Linked DNA regions of Mus musculus: all the other regions are linked to region 1. The links are chromatin loops, found by intact Hi-C in ENCODE. Cell type or tissue: heart. All regions are shown on one strand. Links, peaks and the distances in the headings refer to the core of each region. The heading gives the core; the rest is flanking DNA.

Evidence for each region. Peaks named below come from ENCODE experiments on the same cell type or tissue, not always from the same donor. Only the 100,000 strongest peaks of a DNase experiment are listed, where the experiment ranks them.
Region 2: it touches region 1 in a loop (1.9-fold over the local background); 3 of 42 quality-filtered maps call a loop at or near these places.
Region 3: it touches region 1 in a loop (2.0-fold over the local background); 4 of 42 quality-filtered maps call a loop at or near these places.
Region 4: a loop joins it to region 1, with 2.3 times the contacts of the local background. A loop is called at or near these places in 4 of 42 quality-filtered maps.
Region 5: it touches region 1 in a loop (6-fold over the local background); 4 of 42 quality-filtered maps call a loop at or near these places.

What each region holds. Positions count from the first base shown.
Region 1 is chr9:61,347,281-61,352,059 of GRCm38, reverse strand. Gm39349 (a long non-coding RNA gene) reads right to left here. Exons shown (of 5, transcript XR_870815.2): 4 at 4,627-4,741; 5 at 3,332-3,885. Among named protein-coding and RNA genes, the nearest start is that of Gm39349, 10 kb to the right of the region's middle. In heart, for the core only: a CTCF peak has its summit at 2,128; DNase peaks (open chromatin) are centred at 759 and 2,199; H3K27ac peaks cover 586 bases; H3K27me3 peaks cover 3,916 bases.
Region 2 is chr9:61,275,564-61,280,342 of GRCm38, reverse strand. The region is part of intron 3 of B930092H01Rik (RIKEN cDNA B930092H01 gene); the gene reads left to right. Among named protein-coding and RNA genes, the nearest start is that of Gm51681, 5.6 kb to the left of the region's middle. In heart, for the core only: a CTCF peak has its summit at 2,531; DNase peaks (open chromatin) are centred at 1,112 and 2,586; H3K4me3 peaks cover 1,274 bases; H3K27me3 peaks cover 2,344 bases.
Region 3 is chr9:61,281,899-61,286,677 of GRCm38, reverse strand. It overlaps B930092H01Rik (RIKEN cDNA B930092H01 gene), which reads left to right. Exons shown (of 5, transcript NR_045334.1): 3 at 666-739. Gm51681 (a long non-coding RNA gene) reads right to left here and starts at 3,149. Exons shown (of 3, transcript XR_003948178.1): 1 at 2,957-3,149; 2 at 2,421-2,654; 3 at 1,229-2,241. In heart, for the core only: no CTCF peak of the experiment used is centred there; DNase peaks (open chromatin) are centred at 2,217 and 2,287; H3K27ac peaks cover 294 bases; H3K27me3 peaks cover 4,000 bases.
Region 4 is chr9:61,029,844-61,034,622 of GRCm38, reverse strand. It overlaps Gm51680 (a long non-coding RNA gene), which reads left to right and starts at 958. Exons shown (of 3, transcript XR_003948176.1): 1 at 958-1,156. Gm33699 (a long non-coding RNA gene) reads right to left here and starts at 2,392. Exons shown (of 6, transcript XR_003948174.1): 1 at 1,777-2,392. In heart, for the core only: no CTCF peak of the experiment used is centred there; DNase peaks (open chromatin) are centred at 805, 2,352 and 2,682; H3K27me3 peaks cover 1,219 bases.
Region 5 is chr9:61,213,039-61,217,817 of GRCm38, reverse strand. No RefSeq gene overlaps it. Among named protein-coding and RNA genes, the nearest start is that of Gm34105, 8.7 kb to the right of the region's middle. In heart, for the core only: no CTCF peak of the experiment used is centred there; a DNase peak (open chromatin) is centred at 2,657; H3K27ac peaks cover 202 bases; H3K27me3 peaks cover 3,351 bases.

The DNA.
Region 1 (4,779 bases), core at 459-4,458:
TAGAACAATAACTTTAAAAATATTTTTACATTTATTTATCTTATTTTATGGGTATTTCACCTGCATGGATGTGTGTGCACCATGTGTGTGTGACTGGTTCCTGAGGAGGTTAGAAGAGGGCTTTGGGTCCCCTGGCACTGGAGTCACAGAAGTTTATGAACCACTATGTGGGTGTTGGGAATTGAACTTGGGTTCTCTACAAAGGGAATAAGTGTTCTTCAGTTGCTGAGCTATCTCTTCAGCCCCATGACCCCATGAAATAGAATTTAATACTTCATGCTCTTTGTCCAAACCCACCAAAAGCAGGAATTAAATAAAATGTGGGGCACACATCTGTAATCCCAGCACTCCAGACGTGCAGACAGGAGGAAAGAAGTTCTGGTTTATCCTTGACTACCTAGTGAGTTCATGACCAGCGTGGGTGCTTGTGAAATGACCTACCGACCAAGTAAATAAGTAAATAGTAAGGAAATAAGGTCCCTGCTTTCCCCCCCATATCCATCTCAGTATCTCAGTCACAGTAAGAGATCAGTAAGTGTTGAATGAAAAAAAAAAAAAAAAACCCTCCACTGGCCAGTATACAAGACCACTCCCAGGCATATTAAATGAGAGTACAATCATCCATTGAATGGGCTTCCTTCAAAAGAGCCATATATCCTGGAAGCTCCATTCCAGACGCCCAGATGGCAGGGCCTGGGAGAGTTCCGAGTTATTCCTATTGAAACTGTTTCCTCTCAGAGGTCCAGAGTTCAAAAGCAAGGCATTTGCCACAAACAATTGGTCCAGTGTGAGAGGATGTGGCTGGCTGGGCTCCAGGGCCTCGTGGGACTTTGAGCAGTTACTAATGCAAATAGAAGGGAAAAGACTTATCCCGGGGGCAAATGTGGTCACCCAGAAATGCAGCCTCTGGCAACAGAAGGGAAAGAGAAGGTTAGGCTCTGTGCTTTGGGGAGAATGTCCTAGGACTTTGGAGGGGACTCGGGACTTCAGTCAGGAGGTGTAGGCCTCAGCAGAGAGCTAGGTCTCACATAAAAGTTTCTGTCTCTCTCACCTTTGTCTTAAGGCTGAGGGTAGTGGTGGCACATGACTGTTCACATGAATTAGTTAGCGGCAGAGGGCATCAGGTGCTCTGACCTGCTATTGTCTGCCTTGTCCCCTTGAGACAGGGTCTCACTGAGGCTGGAGCTCCCAGTTGAGGGTTGTGCTAGTTGGGAATCCCTGGTTTCCACTCTCCTCAGTGCTAGAGTTACAAGAGGGTCACTTGGCTTCCACATAGGTCCTGGGGATTTGAACTTAGGATCTCATGTGTGAACATTAGACACTCTTATCCACCAAGCCATCTCCCAGTGCTCAGAACTAAGTTTCTGTTCACCCAACTCTGACTCATTTCCCAAGGAAAATTTTCGCAGTTCAGGGTTATGGGCAGGCATATCAAGGAATCTTCCTGATTGGCGCACTGACTTCAGAATGCAGCTCTTTCTCTCTTGTGCTGAGGATAGCCCTCTACTGAAGGTAGGTAGTATCCGTGAGTGACCTTCTGCTGTGACATTTGTCCCTGCATTGCTGACTATGCACATGGTCTTCCCAGCCTTTGTCCACACCTTCCCTCCTTTCGAGTCACCTCTTCTCATATACTGGGTCCGATCATCATCCATTCTATGAAGGCTTTCTCTTCTCACCACAATCAGTAGGGACCCAGAGAGTAAGTGTGGAAGGAAAAGAGAAAAAGGGGGCAGAGAGAGCATTTGGAGCTACCTGGATGTTTGTCACTAGGCATGCATTGAGCATCCAGTACCATGTGCTGTGCGGAACTTGCTGAATGTGCACATTCCCAGTCCCCTCACCACGCCCCAGCAAAGGATTTCATTCCTACTCAGCTTTAAAGGTGTGTGTGTGTGTGTGTGTGTGTGTGTGTAGGGACAGTGTGTGGAGGACAGAAAACAACTTTTTGGGGTTGGTTCTCTCCTTCCGCCTTTTTTGAGTTCCAGAGCTTGAACAGATGTCACCGGGCTGGCCCCGCCAAGCTCTTTCACCCACTGAGCTGTCTTGCGGGTTTTCATTCTCCTTTTAAAGCCCATGCTGTGGTAGCAACTGCACTACACTCCTGCTTCTCCTTCTGGGCACTGGGTGGAATTTCACTTCTTGACCCAATGTGCTTAGGTGGAGCCATGGGAACAGTTCCAGACAATGATGTGTGAGAGGAAGTGGCCATCATTCTAGGGTGACGAGTGCTTCCTGTTTCTTCCTGCATGGTGACAGGCCAGCAGTGCTTGAAGAGGTGGCTGTTTTCCCCAACTTTCGCCAAGTGCCTCCCGACCTAGGATACACATAGAATACTAGTGAGCAAGAAATCCAATTTGATGACTTACCACAGAGGTCTGGACTTGTTTTATCCAGCCCATGCTGACCAAAGCATGGTTAGTGTTGATCGTTGCCATGACAAGATTTGGAATTACCTGGAAAGGGAGTCTCAGTGAGAGATTGTGTAGACCAGAAAGGCCTTTGGGCATGACTGTAAGGGTTTTTCCTTATGTGGGTGAACTGAGATGGGAGGTTCCACCCTGAATGTAGGCCACACCGTATATCATGGGCTGGATGGCCCCTGGACTGAATAAAAAGAGAGATGGAGTGGAATGTAAGCATCCCATAACTGCTTCTTGACTGTGAATACAACGTCATGAGGTGCCTCGAGCTCTGACTGCTGGGACCCTCAACCTCCACATGATTGAGCTTAGTCAGTCTTCTCTCCAGTAAGTTGCCTTCATCAGGGTATTTATCATAGCAACCAAACCCCAAAACCAAACCCAAGCCTTGGGAGGATCTGAATAGCTCTGGGAATGAGGTAGCATTGATTAAACACTTCTACTGAAAGGTGAGGGGGGCCAAGCAACTGGGCTCAGTGTTGTTGCCTCAAAGATGCAAGGCATGGGTCTCTTTTGGTCCATCTGGAAGGATCAGCCCTGAAACTTGTGCTTGGTCCACACAGAAACCTTTTGGCTAGCCTGCCCTGTGCATCCACAGTGGCCCCACAGGACAAGGCAGGGCAGGGCTGGTGGGAAGAGAGGGCTCCCAGGAGGGCCTTTCCCTATCTATGCTCCCCCCCACCCCGTCCCCCCCCTCCGTGGGCTTCCTTGTCTTTTTAAATGACCATGAAACAGCTCGAAGACAAGTGCCAGCTAACAAGGTTAAAGGAGCCTTAAAAACAAATGACGCCACCCCCCCACACTCAATTCACTGCTGAGTAAAATTTGTCACTTCAGTAAGCATTTTATTGGTAATTACAGAGTTACTTTATTTGCATATTACAGAGCTGTGAGCAGCCCTGGCGAAGATGTTTAGTGTCCCTGAGCATCTTGGAGGGAATTACTCAACCCAGACAGGGAGAATTCAGTAATTATTCCCTTAAAACGGGAATTTGCTAATAACTTTGCAGTAGATCACTTTATTTTTTACTACCCAATAAAGCAATTAAATAATAAGCAATTAAGTGCCAAAGTGACTCTGCAGAAGACCTGGCCCAAATCTGGCCTCTGTTGCATTTTGAAGGGGCAGTTAAGTCTAGCTTCAGGAACACCAGAATCAGGAACCAGAAAAAGCTGACACCAGGTTTCCCCCCTCTCGTCTTTAGAGTGGGGTCCAGGAGCCCAAGATGGCTGAAGCGCCATCTGTACTTGGAATAAGGCCCAGCGGTCCTCCCTGAGGCCAAGCCTGAAGGCCCTGGAATCCAGCTGGCTGTGCTCACAGGTAGCTCCAGCACTTGTTATTCAGGTAACGTGGACAGGTGGCTCAGGCTGTTCCCGGCCTTCATGTTCTTCAGTAGTGAGGCTCCTGAAGATGCAGGTGTCACCTGGGGACTGTGGTGATCATGACGTAAGTGAAGTAGGGCTCAGAAGAGAGGAAGTAGTCAGTGAGCATGCAATCCACTGTCTGGCCCAGGGCCCACTGCCACCACACCAGTGAGAACTGGGTCTCTGCCAGGGAACGTTATGAAAGGAGCGAACGGAAAGGTGATCCGTCAGCAAGGTGTGGAGTGGTGGGCAGTCAGGGGCACTTCTTCCATAATGCCTTCACCTTTTGGAATCTAATCCTAGCCTTCAGGAGCAAGTGCTTCAGGGGGTCTGAGAACACTCACTGGGTATCATCTTCATCATCATTCAGAGAGAATGTGTGTGTGTGTGTGTGTGTGTGTGTGTGTGTGTGTGTGTGTAGGTCAGAGTACAACCTCTGGGAGTCAGTTTTCTCCATGTACCATGTAGGTTCCAGGAATTGAACTTAGGTTTAATAGCTTTGGCAGCAGCAAGCACCTTTACCTGCTGAGCCATCTTGCCAACCCCACACTGGGCTCCTTACATGAAAGACAAGAAGAGTGATACCTAGCTGAGGGCCAGGTTGCCAAGCGTCTGGAATCTAAGTGCATGCCTCGTCTGCATGGCTTCCTGTCAGGCAGAGTCCTCAAAGTTATCTTTCAGTGGACATGATCTTGCCCTCAGAAAGGAACGCTACAATTTCAGTCTGGCTCTCTCTTCACTTCTGATGGACGCTTCCTCGGCAGTGGTTTGGAACACTGGCTCTCCCTCTCTGTTAAGTATTTAATGACTTGAAAACAAACACTGGAGGAGATGCTACCTCAGGCCCAGAGTGTCTGCCGTCCTGCTCTTTCCGTGGTGGCTGAGTTCACCCTCTGTGTTATCTGTCTGCCAGGTCTGCTCAGCTGTGGTATAGTGATGAATAATGTAAAATGCTATTCCAGGAAGGAGAGAGAGATCACATACATCTTTA
Region 2 (4,779 bases), core at 230-4,229, 71 kb after region 1:
GTCTAAGGAGAGAAGTCCTGGTCTCCAGTCTCTTATCTAGAAAGCAGGTAGAGTTTATATCATACATCACACCAAGAAGCTCCCAGAGTGCATATTGGTACCTCTCTCTTTGCTGCAGGGAGAGAGAGAGAGAAGGAGAGGGAGAGGGAGGGGGGGAGGGAGAGAGAGAGAGAGAGAGAGAGAACAGGAAAGACCAAATAAAAACAACTGTAAGGTGGAGGGGTTTATTTTGAGTTACAGTTTTGGGGTAGAGTCCATCATGATGGGGAGGTCATGGCAGGAGAGCCTTGAGCTAGCCAGTCAGATGGCATCCATGGTCAGGAAGGAGAAGGGGTGAATGCTGATGCCCAGCCTGCTTTCCATCAGGCAGGCAGGCACAGCAACCCATGGGATGGTGCTGCCCAACCTAGCGTGGGGTCTTCCTCCTTCAATTAACTCAGTCTAAACACTCCTTCTTCACTGACATGTCCAGAGGTGTGTCTCCAGAGTGACTCTAGAATCTGTTGCCAGTCAAGAACCTCACAGTGGTACACGGGCATGTGCACACACACACACACACACACACACACACACACACACACACAGATCAACAGACCATGGAAAACGACCTAGGATTGGTTACGACCACAGTAGGTCGTCCATTCCCTTCCTCTCTGACTGTCAGTTTCCTCAATCTGGAAAAATTAAGGGATATAGATTAGATGGTTCCTTCTGAGGGAAGCCTGAGGGACCTTGCTGGTAACCGCACCATCATCTGATTAGTGTTCAATTTAAAGCAGTTAATAGACAGCTGGAACTTTGCAAGGCTGGCCAATTACTAGGCGCGGCTGGAGAGCACAGTGCCAGAGAGCACGCTGGGTCCTTGGGGACCAGTCTATATATCAGGGTGTCATCAGCCACTCCAGGGACCTGCAGTATGAATAGCATTGCCGGAGGTTTCGCGCAATGCAAAACAAAGGGAGCTCTCCCGCAGCAGCTCTCTAGGGAAGTAGGACACTCAGAGGCAATTTCCTGGAGTCCCCACCAGGCCCTGGGAAAGCTGAGCAGTGGTCTGGGAGCCTGGCAGAAGGCTGTCCCTCCTCCCTCATCACCTTTCCCTGGGCTCTGCCTGCTGCCTGCTGACAGGACCCAATTAGCATCCTTCTGAGAGGCTGGCAAAGCAAACAAAGAGGAGAGGGATCCCCAGGAGAGAAGACCCTGACAGTGCAGGTCCTGAAGGCCCGAACACAGGCCTTGGACTCAGCCCAGCCTGGAATCCCAGAGCTCCACTTTGCAAGCCCTGTGACTCAAGATAGCGCAGTGGCTTGTTGGAGAAGCAGGTCTGTTTGGGCTTCAAAATTAAGTAAGAATGAGATTTATGAAAGCCATTGAAAGGACGAAAATACGGAATTCACTGGGACCTCCCTGGCGCCAGGCTGCAGATATAATCTGTAGCTCAGGGCATGGGGGGGGGGGGAGGTACTGAGTCTGGGATCTGTGTTTAAGTCTCTGCGACTGGCTGGTGCACCCCTGAAGACGAGTCTCACCTCTCTTGGTGTCTTCATCTGTATCCTGAAAACACTTACAGTGTTTCCCCCAAAGGAATGAAAGAGAAAAGTGAAACTGCCTGGCTGGGAGGGGGGTGGGACTGTGACTCAGAGAGGGTGGCACTACTTTTCTCAGCGCCCAAGTGACTGCCTCAGGTGTGTGTCACCATGCCACCTTGGGACAGCCTGACCAGGTTTAGAGGGGTGGCACTTCCAAGTCCTGGATGACCCACAGCAGCCCGCCTGCCCAGCGGTTAGCTCAGGAAAGCCTCAAATTATACAATTTATGAAACTCGATCCAGTTTTCCGTCTGGAACGTGTGATTAGAAAGATTACACATTGCCTGTTGCAATTATGGTAATGTTGATGTGTGGACAGATAACTGGCAGCGGAGCTGTTCTCAGCCATCTATTTATAGGCTCGGATTCTTGCTATCTCAAGGCAGACATATGGGCCATGAAGGCAGGCGACAAAAAAAAAAAAAAAAAAAAAAAAAAAAAAAAAGCCAGGAGGGGGAGCGTGAGCCTCCCTCGGAATGAAAAGACACCAAAGGAAGCCGTAATTAGGGCTGGGACTGGCTTATGTAAATCAGGTAATACTTTCAAAACAGACACGAGATCCGGTTTTAATAAAGCACATTGGAACAAATGGCGGAATAATGACTTTAATAAATCTAAATACAAATATTTTGTTTCGTCTCCAAAATGAACAGCCCTGGCATCTGCCGAGCTTGGGCCCGGGCGAGGGGCGGCGCTCAGTGTTACTGCATTCTTACGCTCCCTCAGCAGGCTTGAGGATTTTAATTTTTAGCCTTCTGCTAAATTACACGGGCTGTCAGTCAACTGTGGGAGATATTTTGAGTAGCGAGATTTATACAAACACACAGAGCACACTCAGAAGGCTCTGCACAATATCTTTTACACCAACCCAGCATGTAAATCACAGGTTGTTCCGGGCCTTGAATTACAGCTTTTCTGGAGATAGACTGCAGAGACATCATTCACCAGTAGGAGGGATCTGGTGGCACTTTCTCGATGCCCTTCTCACCCCAGTGTGAATCAGAGGCTGACTAGGAGAGTGTTCTTTTGCACTTCCCACCCCAGCTCTGCTGCCTGCGCCTGCGGTTGTTGATCCATGAGGCAAAGAGGCTGCCCGTGTGTGCTCTGATTAGTTAAATAATGTTGTCCTGGACACAGACCGATCTCTTCAAGTGAATAAGACTAGGCATGATGGCTCGTGCCTATAATTCTAGCACTTGGGAAGCAGAGGCTAGGTGCTAGAGGATCTCAAGTTGGAGTTCAGGCTGTGATATAAGTGAGTTTAAGGGCAGCCTGGACGACTTCTTGTATGCTGATGGACAGCTCTGCGGTAGGCAGTCCTGTGAGCATCACTTCCTCTGGTCTTCACTATACCTAAACACCCATGCTTCACTCACTGACATTTTATGTGATATATTGTTCTTCTTTACTTAATAGAACTAGGTTTTGTTTTATGTATGTATTTCTCATGCTATTTTAAACTACTGTCCTCAAGTCTATGGATTCTTTTTTTCAACAGTTTTTTTTTTCTTCTTCTTCTTCTTTTTTTTGTTCTTCAAGACAGGGTTTCTCTGTGTAGCTCTGGCTGTCCTGGAACTCACTCTGTAGACCACGTTGGCCTTGAACTCAGAAATCCACCTGCCTCTACCTCCCAAGTGCTGGGATTAAAGGTGTGCCTCACCACTGCCCCGCCAAATCTATGGATTCTTAATATAAAGGCAACACACATTTCAAATATGTCTCTACCCACAAGGTTTTGAGTGGTCCAATGATTCCGCTTACGGAAGTTTGTTCCTCAGAGTAGTAATGTTGGAAGGTGATGGAACCTTCAAGAAGCGGGGCCTCCAGAGGTAATTTATTAGGTTATTAGGTCCTGGAAAGGGTCTAATGGCATCCTCATGGAGTTAGTTCTCTAGAGAGGACATTCTTAGAAAAAGAACAGGACCACCCACTCCACTCCTTAGCTTTCTGATTTGCCACTCAGGCTCTCTGTCTTGCATGCACTCTCGCCATGACACCCTTTGCCATGATGATATAGCCAGGGAAGCCCGGGACAGAACCCTCATCATGCTGGTTGTACTTCCTAAGTATACTTCTTCTCTGTGTATATTACTCCCCTCCCCCACCCCAGGTATATTGTAGCAATGGAAAAAAAAAGCCCAATACTACACACATGGGAACTAGGATTAATGGCCTGTATTTGGGAAGAGCTAGCCTTTATTCTGTCACATTTTGTTTTGTGTTTTTAAACAGACAAAGGTTGTGATGGCAATGTTCTTAAGCAGCCAAAATAGAAATCTGGTGACCTTATGCCACTCTCGTAGAGGCCTGTGAAATCCAGCAGCCAGGCCTCACTCACCCATATCCTCATGTGATTAGAGTTTCTGCACTGCAGGGCAGGGCTGAAGGCATTCAGCTGTTTCTCCTCACCTACATCTATTCACAATCCCCTCTCTACTCATTTCTTCTCTCTTGTTTAACCAGTTCTTTATACATTTGTATAACTGTCCATGCATCCATCTCTCCACCTATCATTCCATTAATCCACCCATCCACTATGCATGCACGCATCCACCCACCCACTTATCCTTCCATTCATCCACACACCCATTAATCCCAGCCACCTGCCCACTCATCTATCCATCTATTCACCCATCTATCTATCCACCCATCCACTCATCCACTATACATCCATTCATCTACCCACCCATCTATCCACCCATCCATCCACCCATCCTTCCATTCATCCTTCCACTCACCATCCATCCATCCATCCATCCAATCCATCCATCCACCCTTCCGTTCATCCATACACCCATTAATCCCACCCACTTACCCACTCATCCACCCACCCATCTACCTATCCTTCCATTCATCCACCCATCCACTATCCATCCACTTATCCATCCACTTATCCATCCATCCATCCATCCACCATCCTTCCACTCATCCACATACCTACCCATTCGTCCACCCATCTACTCACCCATCTATCTATCCACCCATTCATCTACCCATCCATGCACCCACCCATCCATCCATCCACCTACCCATTCATCCACTCATCTATCCACCCATCGTTCCATCCATCTGCTCTCTTACCTATCCACATACCCACCCACCCACCCACCCAACTATTTGACTTGCAGAGCTGCCCTTTCTGCTGCTCTGTCCTCCCACATGGCCGGCTGAGCACTCCTGTTTTTAAGATAGGC
Region 3 (4,779 bases), core at 251-4,250, 65 kb after region 1:
CTGCTGCTGCTGCTGATGAGGGGGACGGGGATGGAGATGGGGGTGGGGAGGAGGAGGAGTTTGATCCCTAGGCCCCACATGGTGGAAGGAGAAAACCACCAGCTTGGTACGTTGTTCTTGATCATGAATTTAGTTGCCTGTATGTTGCTGTTGCAATAAAACAACACCAGGACCAGAAGCAACTTATGCGAGAGTTTATTTTGTCTTACTCTTCCAGGGGTAAGAGTCCACCATGGTAGGGAAATGTGGCAATCAGTGGCAGGCTAGGAGGCTGGAGCAGGACCCTGAGCAAGCACAGCTTTAACCTTGAGCCCGAAGCAGAAGGGCAGGAACCAAACTCGAGATGAGAATGTGAATTCTTCAATTCAGTGATGCATTTTCTCCAGCGAGGCCATGCCTCAGAAGCCTTTCCAAACAGCTTCACTAACTGGGGACCCAGAGTTTCAAATGCTGAAACATAGGGGAAGGACTCTCATTGTCACCACAGGTCTCAGTACACATGCTCCACAGCATCCAGGCAAGCCTTCTTCACAAAAGGAAATAAATAAACTTAAAAAAAAAAAAGATTCTTCAATGGGGATAGGCCGCATGTAGGGGAGGTGAAGGGGGGTGACCTTGCCTTTGGATATGGAATGTGAAATTATGTGCATATCTTTCATTTGCAGAAGAGCCCGTAGCACCACCCAAGGAGGAGAGTGAAATCAGACTTCATGTCACGCCCACAATTGGAGAACTTCAGGTAAAAGTGCTCTTTAAATATGTTAGGGGTGAGTCTTGTCTCATCCAACCAGTTCCTTGAAGGCAGAGATGTGGGCCATAGGGTGCCCGCATGTCTCTTGACCGTGTCTCAGGGTTCCATGTGGGCCTCACACACCTGTGCCTCTAGGCTCTTCAGAACACCTGCGTTCCCTAGAGACATTGCCCCAGGCCAGCCCAGGCCAGCCCAGGTATATTCTTCCTGCTAGAGCCTAGGGCCTCCAGATCCTGTCTCTCCTGAAAACTTCTGCTCATCCTTTTGAGCCCCAAGAGTGAGTAGCACTGATAACTCCCACAAATAAGGTATCACAGGTAGCCAGGCATGGTGGCACACACCTTTAATCCCAGCACTTGGGAGGCAGAGGCAGGTGAATTTCTGAGTTCGTGGCCAGCCTGGTCTACAGAGTTCCAGGACAGTCAGGGCTACACAGAGAAACCCTGTCTCGAACCACCCCCCCCCCCAAAAAAAAAGATACCACAGGTAAACGATGCAGCACACACAGCCTTTTGGCCATCTGTCTGAGCTAGAGGCCATTTTCTTATCCCTTTCTCTTTCTCCCATGGACCTTTTTGGGTAGGGACTTTGAGGGTGGCCCAAGTGCCACCCTCAGTGGCTAGTGCATCCTTGATTCCCAGAGAGAACTACTGAAGTCCTGACGTGATATCAGCAAGACTGCAATTCCCATTTGGGATCACAGGCTTTTCACAGGATCAAGTGTGTGGAGGGGCGGGTCTATAGGAGGCCACAATGCTTGCTTTGTGCTCTGTGAGGTGCTCCACTTCAGGGCAAGGCATGCCTTGTGCAAAACGCCTCTAGGTTCTTCCTCATCCAAGGATGAAGAACATGGAAAGGAACCAACAGAAGATGGCTCAGGTCTTGTTGGGCAACACACGGGGTGTAAAGAAATGTCTCTGTTGGCAGCATGCTGGCACGCAGGCCTTTGGCCAAGCCCTCTGTGGAAATGGCTGCAGAGACTGCATAGAACAAGTCTGGCTTTATTAAGTCCATCTTGTAGATGAGCAACAGGACCTGAAAGTTGGCCACCTTGCCGGAACACAGGCTGCTACTCCATCTTCTCCCTCTAAGGTGAAGGCCACCCTAGCATGTGGGGTGATGTTTGCCTTGGCACTCAGCAGATGGTCCTGCACCTACCTGCACAGTCCAGTCCAACTGTAGATTACCCTCCCACACATCCCACCTGAAGGTCCAGCCAAGATCCACTTCCCTCTCTGCTGCTCGGTTGGGCCCAATCCCTTCTCCTCATATGTTTCAGGCTGGCTCTAAAACAGCAGGTTGGCCTTTGAGCCTGGCTGTGTGCTCTGGGAAGTAGGCTCTGTGCCTGGCTGTGTGCTCTGGGAGACTTCTGCGGAGGCCAGGACAGAGGCCATGCACTCGATGTACCAGAAGCCACCACAGCCTGGTCCAGGACATGGTTGAAGTGGCCAGAGGAATCTAGAAGTGGTTCTCTGATCCCAGAGAAGAGGCTGGTGGGTTAAGGAAAAGGACAAACCCGGTGTGAGAGTTTAGGAAGACTGCCAAGCCCCAGGGCCTGGCTGATGGCAGCCTGGCTGCCAGGGCAACCCCCACGCAGGCTGATGGAGCCAAACCGACAGCAGGAGAGGCCTACCCTCCCAGATACAGGAGAATGAAGGGACTGACTCACTGGTCCAGCTGGATGCTATCATTGCTGAGGGATGTAAGGCAGGAAGGTGATCCTAGCCAGGTCCCATGGCTTCAGGATGCCCCAGAATTAGCCAGGCTCTTTGAATTGGCCAGGGTAGGTTTGGTGGCTCCTCGTTTGACAGAGTAGAGGTGAGCTCAGTGCCTGCTCTTGAGGAGTTGAGACTAGCTAGACAGCCCCATGGACAGGCAGGGTGTTCAATTTAAGATCAGAGCCCTGGATTTGTAAAAAGACAAGCATGCAGTCTAACTTGAGACAAACGGTGCTATCATCTCCTTAGTCTTCATCTTTGTTCTCTGCTATGTGAGGATCAAAGCAAGGTGGTATAGGAAAACTCTTAGCGCAGAGCCAGGCACATGCTATGATTCCCTGCACACAAGTCAAGGTGCTTGCTCCACACCTTTCCCTGTACCCACCAGGAAAGCAAAGCAGAATGGCCCCACCTTGCAACCTAGCCATTCTCCCCCTCTTTATCAGCTGATGCTTGCTATGAGCCCTCCAGGAAGACCAGCACTCACCCAATTACTCTCCAGGGAGGAGCTGGAGTCACCTTCTGACCTGGCCTCAGGCTGTGGGCAAAGGGAGGAATGATCCTGAAGGTAAGGCTGGCCCCAGGAGCTCCGGGCCACCTGCCCTAGTCTTGTGCAATTGGAGAAGCAGCTAACCCTGTGGCCATCTCAGCAGAGACAAGTAGCAACAAGGAACCTACTGCTCACACTGCCCACATTCCGGGATGCCTGAGTCTGGCTCAGAGATGTAACAAGATACCACTCTGGGCTCTGGTTGGGGTGCTGGCCAAACAAGTCTCCTGAGCCTTCCAATTCATACAGGGTGCCTTACCTTCTAGCACCTTCTACCGTAGGGTGCTTTTCACGTTCTCTGTTGAGGATGCTCTACCGAGTTCTGAGTAGACAGGACAAAGTGGTCCTTCAGACACATGGGGTCACATAGCTACCTCCTCATTGGCTAATCAAAGCAGAACCTTCATGTGTAAGTAGAATCTGCAGAAAATTTGGTCAGAGACTCATAGTCTGTAATTTTTTAATTTGGATGTAGAACGGGTCATGCTCGTATCCATGTTCAGGCATGTGAGGCCTCATCTCATCGGCACATGAACTTGTGGGCTTGTGAGGTGGGACACTGAATTCACAGAGCCTGCTTCCTAGGTCACAGGGCCAGGACAGTTTTCCTGTGTGGTGCCTGTCAGAGGCTGGCTGTGAGAGTCAGGCTTCCCGAGAGCCACAGAGGGAGGAGCCTATGCCCTGATCACAGAGCTAGCTGATCAGTTCTGGGGATGTTCCATGATTAGGGGGCAAACACCATACCCAATTAACACCCCGGGAGCCCTTGGAGACAGTTCACTGAACAAGCTACAGATCTGAAATTAAGGAAGGAGACCTGTAGTCAAACCCACTTAAGCTCCTCCCACCACCTCCACACACACACCACGCTCAGGGAAAGGGGAGCCTAGAGCCTTTTCTACTTGTAAGCCGATGACAGGTCTTTGTGGGTCTGGAACAATCTCCGGTGTCATTGGTGCAGCTGTGGAGAGAACCCAAGGCTTTTCTTAGAGAGGCCAGGAAAGGGATCAAAGTCTCCCAGGACTTCTGATTCTCATTATCTTTTAATTTCCTATGACACATCATTACATAAATGTAATCCTTCCTAGTTGCTCTCTTTCCCTGCCAAGTTTGAGCTGTATGTGACATGGTTAAGGGGAACAGGGTGATTGGCAGAGGTAGGAACATGGGCAAGATCCCTGAGTCTGGGGCAGCAGGGAGCAAACGAAGAGAGTCTCCCTCAAGGGGTTAAGGATGGGGGAAACTCAGGGGATCCCCAGTTTTAAATTTGTATTTTGGGTGTAGAATAGGTCATCTGGGGCACTGATTGATGTACTGTGTTTAGGCAGGCAAGGCCTGGTCCCCACATGACCAAGGAGGCCTCTGAAACATTGAAGCTCCAGGGATGTGAGCATAGCTTGTTGGGTAGGGGGTTGGGACTCTGAACCCACAGGTCCTGCTTCCGAAGTTACAGTGCTGGACAGTGTTCCTTGTGTGGTGCCTATCAGAGGCTGGATGTAGGAGGCAGGCTCCCAGGGTCCTCACAGAGGGGGCAGCCCATGCCCTTGTTCACAGAACAGCCCTGGACAACTCTTCTGCCTACAATCTGGGTCACTGTAGATAGCTGCCTAGCTGAGCTAGCTAGGCTGAGCATGACTGATAGTCATATGCAGACCTGATGTGTGTCGTGCTGACAGGACAGTCTTGGCCAGAGGCTGGTCTGGGTGGGTGTATCAGGGGAATGAAGGGGAGGAGAGCTGAGTCAGGTCTTCCTGGTCCTG
Region 4 (4,779 bases), core at 300-4,299, 320 kb after region 1:
CAGGGTTTCTCTGTTGTAGCCCTGGCTGTCCTGGAACTCACTTTGTAGACCAGGCTGGCCTCAAACTCAGAAATCTGCCTGCCTCTGCCTCCTGAGTGCTGGGATTAAAGGCGTGCGCCACCACGCCTGGCTTCTCCATGTCTTTATTTTCCTGCCTCTGAAGCTGTGGTCACTAGGCCTAGGTTAGGTTGTCATGCTCAGGGCCATTATCCCTCATCCAGTCCCAGGGCCAGGTACCAGAGCAGAGCACACCTAGGGGATCAGCCTTCTAAGAGTCTACTGAAATTACCCTAACCTCTCAATCCAGGGCTGCTCTCCTAACCCTTTCCACAGTCCATCTGTCCCCACCCCCGTCCCAGAGAAAAGCTCTTGCCCATATCCGCCTCATTCCCCCTGCCTCCTGTCTGGCCTGGTGCTTCTGCATATGGTCCTAGGTGGCAAGGCATGGTGTGGTTAGCATGCCTCTGCTCTGGAAATTAGGAGTGTCTAAGGAGTTTGTCCATGGCAGTCATCCTGTCTTCTGATCACCATATATGAGAAGTTATAAAAGCTGTATCTTAAAACAAAGAAGGGGTGAAAGGAAAGAGGGAGGGAGGGATGGGGAGAGAGAACTGGAGGAGGAAGGAGGGAGAAGGAAGGAAGAGTGGGGAGGAAGGAAGAGGGAGAAGGAGGGAGGTGGGGACATGGTGTTGATAGGAGGGAGGGAAGGGTGAAGACAGCCCTTAAGTTTCCATAAGGATCATGTAGCCTGTCACTGCCTCCTGCTTTGAAAGAAGCCTTTTCCTGGGATATTCTGGATATGTTTATACGAACGCCCCTTCCTGGGGCCATGGCTGATGATTAACACACTATCTCTGGGGATACAATGACTGGATGAGAGTTCTGGCCTGATCCTCATTGCTGTGGGATCAGGAACAGCTGACGTAACCCGTGACCTCTTCCCTGAATAGTGTGTGTGCGCGTGCGTGCGTGTGCGTGTGTGTGTGTGCTTGCCTGCATGTGTGAGTGTTACAGTCTGTCTGTTACAATGAGAGGTACAATGAGAGGGTGTGTGTCCAGCACGGATCCTGCCCAAAGCACTCATTTCACTCCACAGACAGTGAGCATCATGGCCTGCCTGTCCTGAGTCCTGAACCCGGAGTGTCATCTGGTAGAGGTACTGTGCTGTTGGTCATAATGGCCTTTCTCACCCAGAATCCCTATCTGGGTCTCTTGGTCTCTGTTTCCTAGAGAGCCAGTTAGCCGCTGTGTGTCCTCAGCCTAGGGCTCAGGGTCAAGGTCAGGGACAGATGCTTCTGCCCTCGGGAAAGCTTCAAAGGCCTGAGAGCCCCAGTCCATGCCTGGGCTTTCTCAGCCCTGTGCTCTGGGGCGATGCTGACGCTTCCCAATGAGGAGCTGTTTCCCCGGCTGATTCTCACACGGGAAGGGGCTACTGGAATGGCCTTCCAGTCTCCTCATCTCCCCCGACACCATCACTCAGGGAAACACGGCTAATTTTAAAATGGCTGCTCTCGTGATGGACGAGATTAATGGATCTTGAAGAGCAGCCAGCGTACCAACTGCTCCTGCAGCCATGATGAAAGCTAATAATGTAGAAAATTCTGCCAATTCCTTTAATTCATGAATATTTAAGCCTGTGAAAAATCTGTCAGATTATATCATTTTTTCCTGGTGATTTTCCGCCTAAGTACATTCGTGGCGGCCTGCCAGGTGCTCAAGAAACTTCAGCGCGAGTAAAATCATTCTTGTTGTTGGTACCGTGGGCCTCCATCTTACCTTCTTTCGCTGGATTTATCCTCCATCTCTGGGCAGGAGTCAGGTCCGCTGAGATTGTCAGCGACAGCCTCAGCATTTGTATCTCGGCAGGCTTGGAGTCTTCTCCTAACCTAAGGCTGGCAGAGCTCTTCAAGATCATAGCTCATGGTTTTCAATTTGTGTTCTGTGCTATCCATAAAAGTAGGTGCCAGGGCCTCGGGCTCTCTGGGAGGTGTTAGGGCTGGAAAGGCTGGGTGGGTGGGGCTGTGGGATTGACACCTCATTCCATCAAATAGTCAGCTCTGAGCAGCAAACAGCCTTCCCTAGAAAGACAGAGTACGTGTGTGACCCTGCCTGCAAACAATGTCCCTCAAATCTCAAAATGGCAATAGAAAGAGAATCCCTCAAGGAGAATTAATTTGTCCACCTCACAGGACCTGAACTGTGACCACGCCCAGTCCCACTGGTCCCTGCCACCCACGCCCACCCCCCACCCAGCTGCCTCACTCTCTAGCACATTGTAGCAGCCCACTATCGCAGGTCTGAGGCAAACAGGAAGTGAAGTTCAGATGGGCGGAAGCTCCTAGTCACCAGGAAAGTCCTTTCGGGAACCCTACAAAGACTAGAGTGACAATGAGCCTGTTTAGCCATTTGAGAGGGAGGGGACGGAAGGGGAGGAGGAGCGCGCGCGGGGGGGGGGGGGTCTGGAAGGAGGGAGGTTGGCCAATTTCGGAGATGATTATCATTCAGGGACTAGTTGGCTGGAGGAAGGAGGGAGCTGCTTTTTATAGGATCCAGTTCCGCGTTCTCTCCGGTTATTCTCCAAAAGCAAACCGGCTCTTCAGTCAGCTGGCAGGAGAGCCAAGAGAGCTGGGCAACCGGGCAAGTTCTGGCGGACATGGCCCAGGTTCAAGGTTTGCTCCAGCTGGTCACGTCCTCACCAGGGCAGCGGGCCTGCCTGCCTGCCCACAACTCTATGCCAGGAGCCCAGGTCAGTTCTCATCTCTTAGGGGCCTGAGTCCATCCAAAATCAACAAGTCTTTTGTGCTCCTCCTTCGGAGGCTGTGTAATTACAGCAAACACGCATCGGCGGCACACAGCCATGCCCAGGCGATTGTTGAAGTATCTCAAATGCACTTGGCATTGGGTCTTGGAGAGCAACGCGAAGAACCACAGCTCCAGTTGGCTCACGCTGGCCAGAAAACAAGTGATTTCAGAAGTCGTGAGTGGCAGGCTGACCGGGCAAGGATGACAGGGCACTGTTCAGCTATTTTCTTGATAATGGGTTGCATCTTGCCACCAAGCTACCCAATGGATTCATAAGGCAGTGCCTTAAAAAAATAAATAGGACAGGCCCTTCATGCTAATGCCCAGTAAACGCATCAGGCTGCTGACAAATGAACCCCTGCTGTTTCCCTGGGTGGTTTCAATTTTCCTCATTTTTTGTATTCTTGTTTGAAAACTATAAAAGCATAAAAGCGAAACCATATACCATTCCCCTCAAGTAGGTCTGTTCCCACAGGCAGCCAGAGAATGGGGTATGGGGGTGTTATGTGAGACCCGGGCATATTGTCCCTCTGAGAATCTATGCTCTAGATACTGGACTCAAACAAGGTTCTGTACAGGGAGTCCTCAGATCCAGGCCAGGGCTCATGGAAAGGGTAACTAAGAGCTGGTGACTGCTGTCTGTATGATGGGGACCCAAATGCTAGCATAGGTGGGCTTGTTGCAGGATTGGATAGCTCTGTGAGGGGACGGCTTGGTCTTGGGGCTGGGTCCCTGCTCTGTCTGATACCAATGCTCATCTCCCTAATACTGACCTTATCCCATGCCTTGGCACTCTGTGAATGTGCTTTGGGGAATGATTAAAGCTTATGCGGTCTCTGTCTCACCCACTAGCATAACCAGAGATAGCATTTAAGCTTGGGAGGTGGATGACTGAAGATGAATTGGACAAACTGGTCATCTTGTTAAATTGTGGTAATGCTTATAAGGAGGGATTGATGGCCTAAGAGATCTGAGGGATGGTAGAATTTAGTGGGCAGGGGGAACAATAAGAGCAAGGCCCTAAGGACAGTAAGGTGGGATGCTAGGAGCTGTCGGGTTGGGAAGCCTGTACTAACCAATCGATGCAGTTAATTTGGTGGCCATTCTTGTGGGGGCCTTAACAGCCAAAGACTGTTGGAGAATGGCTTACCTCAATAGAAAAGAACTGGCCTTGGTGGTTTTTGGTTTTTTGTTTAAAAAAAAAAAAACAGAGGTAGGTAGAGTCAGGTCTTGGTTGCTCAGTAAACTGTGAACAAGAGGGACAGGATTCCAATAGCCCTGAGTCAGGGGCCTCCTAATAAAACACACTGTAAGGACAGTCACCTCATTCTATGGCAAGGGTACTCTGAAGGGTCGGTTGGTGACTTGGGTAGTCTCAGGAATGGGGGTGTGAGTTTATAGATCTATAAATCCCACTCAGAGGGGCAGAGTGACCAGGCTATGGCTGCATAGCAAATGAACAGCTTTTGGCTTCTACAGCTCTCAGTCTTTGGCCCTCTTTTCACCAGGCCTCTGCTGCTCCAGAAAGGACCCAATACCTGGCCGGGGTCAGCCCTAAGTGGCTCTGAAAACCACCCACTTCCTCTTCCCTCCCAACCCCGCACTTGCAAGGCATCCCTTTGTGTAGTCTCCATGTCCCCTTCAAGCCAGCTATAGAATTCTGCTTGGCCACCATCTCTGGTCAGACAGTTGTCCTTCTGTCTTCTCTTCTTCCTGCTGAGCTGGTCAGGGGGGCTCCGAATCCTTCCCCCACGGCACAACCCCAACCTGACTCTGTCTCATCTCTAGTTTGTCTAGTTAGTCCAAAGGGCAATATCCTACTGGGTGAAACTTCAAGGAGATGAGGACACTGAGTTGGAAATGAGTCCCTCCTCCCTCCTCCCTCCTCCCTCCTCCTCCTCCCTCCTCCCTCCTCCTCTTCCTAGTAAGACCATCTTGGGAAAGGCTACTGTCTGCTTGCCATGAAGAAAACCTTCT
Region 5 (4,779 bases), core at 216-4,215, 130 kb after region 1:
TTAGAGCCAAATCTTTTATTTGGGGTAATCTACAGGTGAAGTAGCTTCTACTCTCTGTGGACTTGCTTTGAATGAACCAATGACTGGCCAAATGAATGAAGGAGACTCTGAGAGTAGGATGGTTGGGGGAAGGTTCTGGAGTCAGTCAGATGTGGTTCAGTCAAGGCCATGACACTGCCCACCGCATGACCGGGGTGGCCACAGAGCCTCATCTATACACAGATCTGAGAGGTGCAGTGCTTCCCATCTGCCTTCCTGAGGCTGGAATATGGATTGTATAGGAACATTCTCATTCTACAGATCCAGGCTCCTGGACAGCATGCAGCCTCCGTCAGCTCTGACACCGCTGCTTAGCAACAGAGATAGCCCCATCATGAGGGGCTGTAGGTATCCTGGCTGCAGGTGTCTGATGGGAAGAGAGTCTCAATGAGGGCAGATAAGGCTGCCCTGAGTATGTCTTTGGGAGATTGTCTTGACTGCCTTAACTAATGTGGGAAGACTCATGCTGAAGATGGGTAGAGTCCCTAGGTCTGGGCCTGGGACTATATAAGTAGAGAAGGCACGGTACTAAGCATGTATACATTCATTATTTCTCCGTTCTTGACTGTGGATATGATCTGAGCAGCTGCCCCATGCTCCTACCACTGTGATTGCCCCCACAGTAAAGGACGGTACCCTGGATTGGAAACCCTGTGTTTATCTTTTCCAGGGTATCTTATCACATCAGCAGAAATGAAGCTGGGGCACCATGCACAGGAGAAACTCGATGCTTTCTACCTTAGCCCACTTCTTTGATGTCTCCAGGTCAGTGGGTCATGGGCACCTGCTGGCTCGTAATGAGCCAATAACTTAAGAGGCCCAGAATATCATCCTGCCCTGCCCTGAGACCTCAGTCTAACTTCCCTGGCCATTCCATATGCATCCCAGGCTATAGGGACCAGAGATAGCTTCCCATCGCTGTATAAATATACACAAAGGAGATGGAAGGGCCTCTGAGAGTTGCCACCACTCCAGTCCACACTCCTGTCCTTCATCACCCATGATCTGTGAAGACAGCTATATGGAGTAGTTGCTGTCTGCGGCATGCTGTTCCTGGGATGGCGGGTACCTTTATTCCCTTGCTTTCTGGGCTTCCAGCCCTCACTGCTACCCTGCACTCCTTTCCAAGTGCCAGTCAGGCATGGGGACTGTTGGCTTGCCCAGAGCTGTGACCCTGGCAGGCGGGAGGAGGAGGGCGGGCAGGGCTGTCACCCTTCAGCTGGCTAATGTGGAGGTCTTAATGAATATGAATGGCCGCCTCCTCCTCCACAGAGCTGGTCCCATCAGATTCCTTCACACCTCGGTGAGCCCAGAAAGGTTACTTGGAATTAAATGTAAATCACATATTTACTGGTATGAATCAGCTCACGGTATCACTTTCTCACTGCGGTGAATTTAATCACACCTCAGCCCTGAGGGCTTCTTCTTTCCTGTGGGTTGTGGGGCACACCTGAAAGAGAAGGTCATGGCCTTCCGATGTGGGGGTAAGGCTTGGGGTGTTGCTGAGCCTGGGAAAGGGCAGTGGGTACAGCGGAGGCTTGATGCTGGTCTGCATGGTCCTTTGGTACCCAAGTCACGACTGTCTGCTATTGAGCATCATGTGAGTGAGTCAGAGGCAGTAGCAGTGGGGCGGATAGTAGTTCAGTTCACAGTTAACACTTGCTCTGTGTTGAATGATCTCAGGAATATCACCATTAAAAGGCAGCTGCCAGTAACTTCTCTTTCTAGTGTCACACAGATTTCTGGAGCCTTGGGGAAAACGAGGCCCCTGTCAAGGCTCCATTTGAGTTACCCTGTGCCGAGAGGCACATCGAGTGGAGGGGCCCAGCCCCTTGAGACATGAAACCTAGCACAAAACCACAAAACATGGGTGCAGCACAAGGCCTGTTGGCTCTACTGATCCCATTGCGTGTTACTTACCTACAACCCAGAAGTGTTCTGTAACTGCGAAGAGAATGACCAGGAGACCAGCACAAAGGCTCCTGACCAAGAAATAAAGGCAGCCAGCCCCTGGGTTCCTGGGTCTCCTTCAGATCTTCTGTGCTGTGGTTCACACGAACCATTGAGGAATAATGAGACTGTCTGTGAGGAGAGGCTCGACACTCTGTATGTGCAAGCTCTCAAGGGGCGTGATGGCTAAGGAGCTCTGTGTGGGTCACTACCTCAGCTGGGCAGGATGCAGGGGATACCTGCTTCCTCAGGATGTCACCTGACCATCTCTTCCCAAGTCTATTCATCAGAGTTCAGATTCAGGGCTAACAGCTGTGTGTGTTTGGTGAGACCTTTACAGCTTCCAAACAGCACGTAAGGCAGGAGCATGCAGCTTGCTTGCAGGTGGCACAGAGGACTCCCTGCTGGTCTCCAGTTCTGCCCGTGGAAAGCCTGAAAGCGGGGGGGGGGGGGGGGGGGCTGGCATGCATGGTGGTCCCCAGCCTGACTTTCTCCTCCAGGACGCTCTGTGCTCAGAGTCCTCCCCAGAGCCTGGACTTTCTCCACTGGACTGCTCCTAACTGCAGAACTATTTTCCAGAAAACTGAGCCTGCATTGTCTACACAGGAAGCCGTGTGTGTGTGTGTGTGTGTGTGTGTGTGTGTGTGTGTGTGTGTGTGTGTTTAACCCAAAACCCAGATGTAGTTCTTCATGTATCAGGAAGTTTCTTTCTACAGTTTTTAAGGAACACAGCTCCCTTGGGTGTAAATCAAGGGCCTTCTTTTTATGGATGGCCTTGGTGCCAGGAAAGCTCTGGCTTTGTTTACCAGCTTCGGTTGGAGGAATGTCTGTCGGATTTAGAAGCAGGCTGTAAGTAACCCTGCACGGTGGGTGGGGAAGCCGAGGTTCCAGAGCAAAGATGTCCATTTCGGATATTACTTGAGCTATCTATCTGTTGTTGTGTAACTGTATTAGTCAGGGATCTCTAGAGAAACAGAATGAATGCATGTGTGGTTTATTAGAGTAGATTGTAGGCCGAGGTCTGAGTAGTCCAATAATAGGTGTTTCATGATGGAAAGGCCAAGAATATAGTAGCTGTTCAGTCCATGAGGCTGGCTGCCTCAGCAGTCCTAAGCTGGCACTGGCTTTCTGGTGGATTCCTGGAGACCTTTTGGTCTTCAGTCTACTCTGGAATTCTGACATCAGTGAAGGAATACCTCGGAGCAGCAACAGGACAGATGGTCTTGCCAGCTAGAGTGAGGGCAAGCAGGCAAACAAAGTTTCTTTCTTCCATGTTCTTTTATGTGGGCTGCCAGCAGAAAGTGAGACCAAGATTTAGGGATGAATCTTCCTGCTTTAAATAATCCGATTAAGAAAACCTCTCCCAGGAGCGCTCAGCCACTTGAACTTTTAGTTGATTCTAAATGCAGTCAGGTTGACAACCAAAACATCATAATAACCAATCACCCTAAAACAATGCAGCGATGTAAACGAAACTGGATGACTACAGCCATAAATCCGTGGGATCAGGAATTTTGATAGAGCCAATGGCAATGTTTTGTCTTTATCACACACTATGCCTGGAGCCCCAGCCTTAAAGATTTCCATACTTGGTGCAAGATAAGGTAGAGATTAAACTGTTGGTAGCTGGAGCCACCCAGAGGCTTCTTGATCTGTTTGGTGGTTAGGTTGCGATATCTCAAAGTCTATGTACAACTGACCAGTTGATTAGTGTATCCGAAATGCATCTCCATGCATGTGAGTTTCTAGCAGCATAGGGACTGGGATCTGAGGGAGGGAGGACAAAAGAGAGAATTCCACAAATCTAGGGTTCAAGAGTCTAAGGTTGGGCTCCTGAAGTTCCCTGGGACCATGGACACCAGGCAGGGTCATTTCTATTGGTTATAAACTAGTGACGGAGGCTAGCTCCCATTCAAGGGGAGACAAGTTAGATTCCGTTCCTTGGTGGGAAGCGGCAAGATCACCTGGCAGAAAAAACGCACGAGGTAGAAGTTCCTGTCACCACCATCTTGGAAACCACACCCTGTTACAAGAGCTGTTGTTTTCATTAAGCTTCTGGGACATCAATCATTCAATCAAACAACCGACAATTGTGACCAACAAGTGTTGATGACATTTCTGTCGTGCTAGTTCTTAAACCAAGAGACAGGAGAGGGAGAGGGACCCTACTCCAATCTCTCCAAGCTTCTGAGCTTAGAGAGCCAGTCTGTAAGATGGGATTCCGTTGGAGGTCTTTTTAAAAGATAGATTCATTTTTATAGTTTTTAATTTTGTGTGTGGGGGGGACATATAGGCCTGTTAGTATATGTGCCCAACATGGTTGGAGGTATCACATGTCCCTGGAGTTGCAGTTATAGGCAGTTGGGAGTAGCTTGACAAGGGTGCTAGAACCTGCACTTAGATCCTCTGCAAGGCTAGTCTCTGCTCTTAAACACTGAGCAATTGATTTCACTAGCCCCCAGCTAGTGATCATTTGATGCCAAGAAACAGAGACCCAATTCAGGCAACCTAGGTAGAGAAGGAGGTTCAAGGATCCTGTAGAAATCCAAGGATATAATCTTAAATCCATTTCAGGAATTGTGAGGCTCTACTGGAAGACCAAATAACTCAAACAACTTCTCCAAGATGGCTTGCATGTCTCTTGGGGTGTCTTTTTCTACTATCCAGATTTCCTTGCTCATTCAAGCCTCCCTATTCCTGATGCTCGGCTCATGGCTTCCTCATGACAGCCATGAGGTTGTTAGAATTCTACCCTTTCCCTCTTCTCTCTGAGAGCCCCATATGCACTCT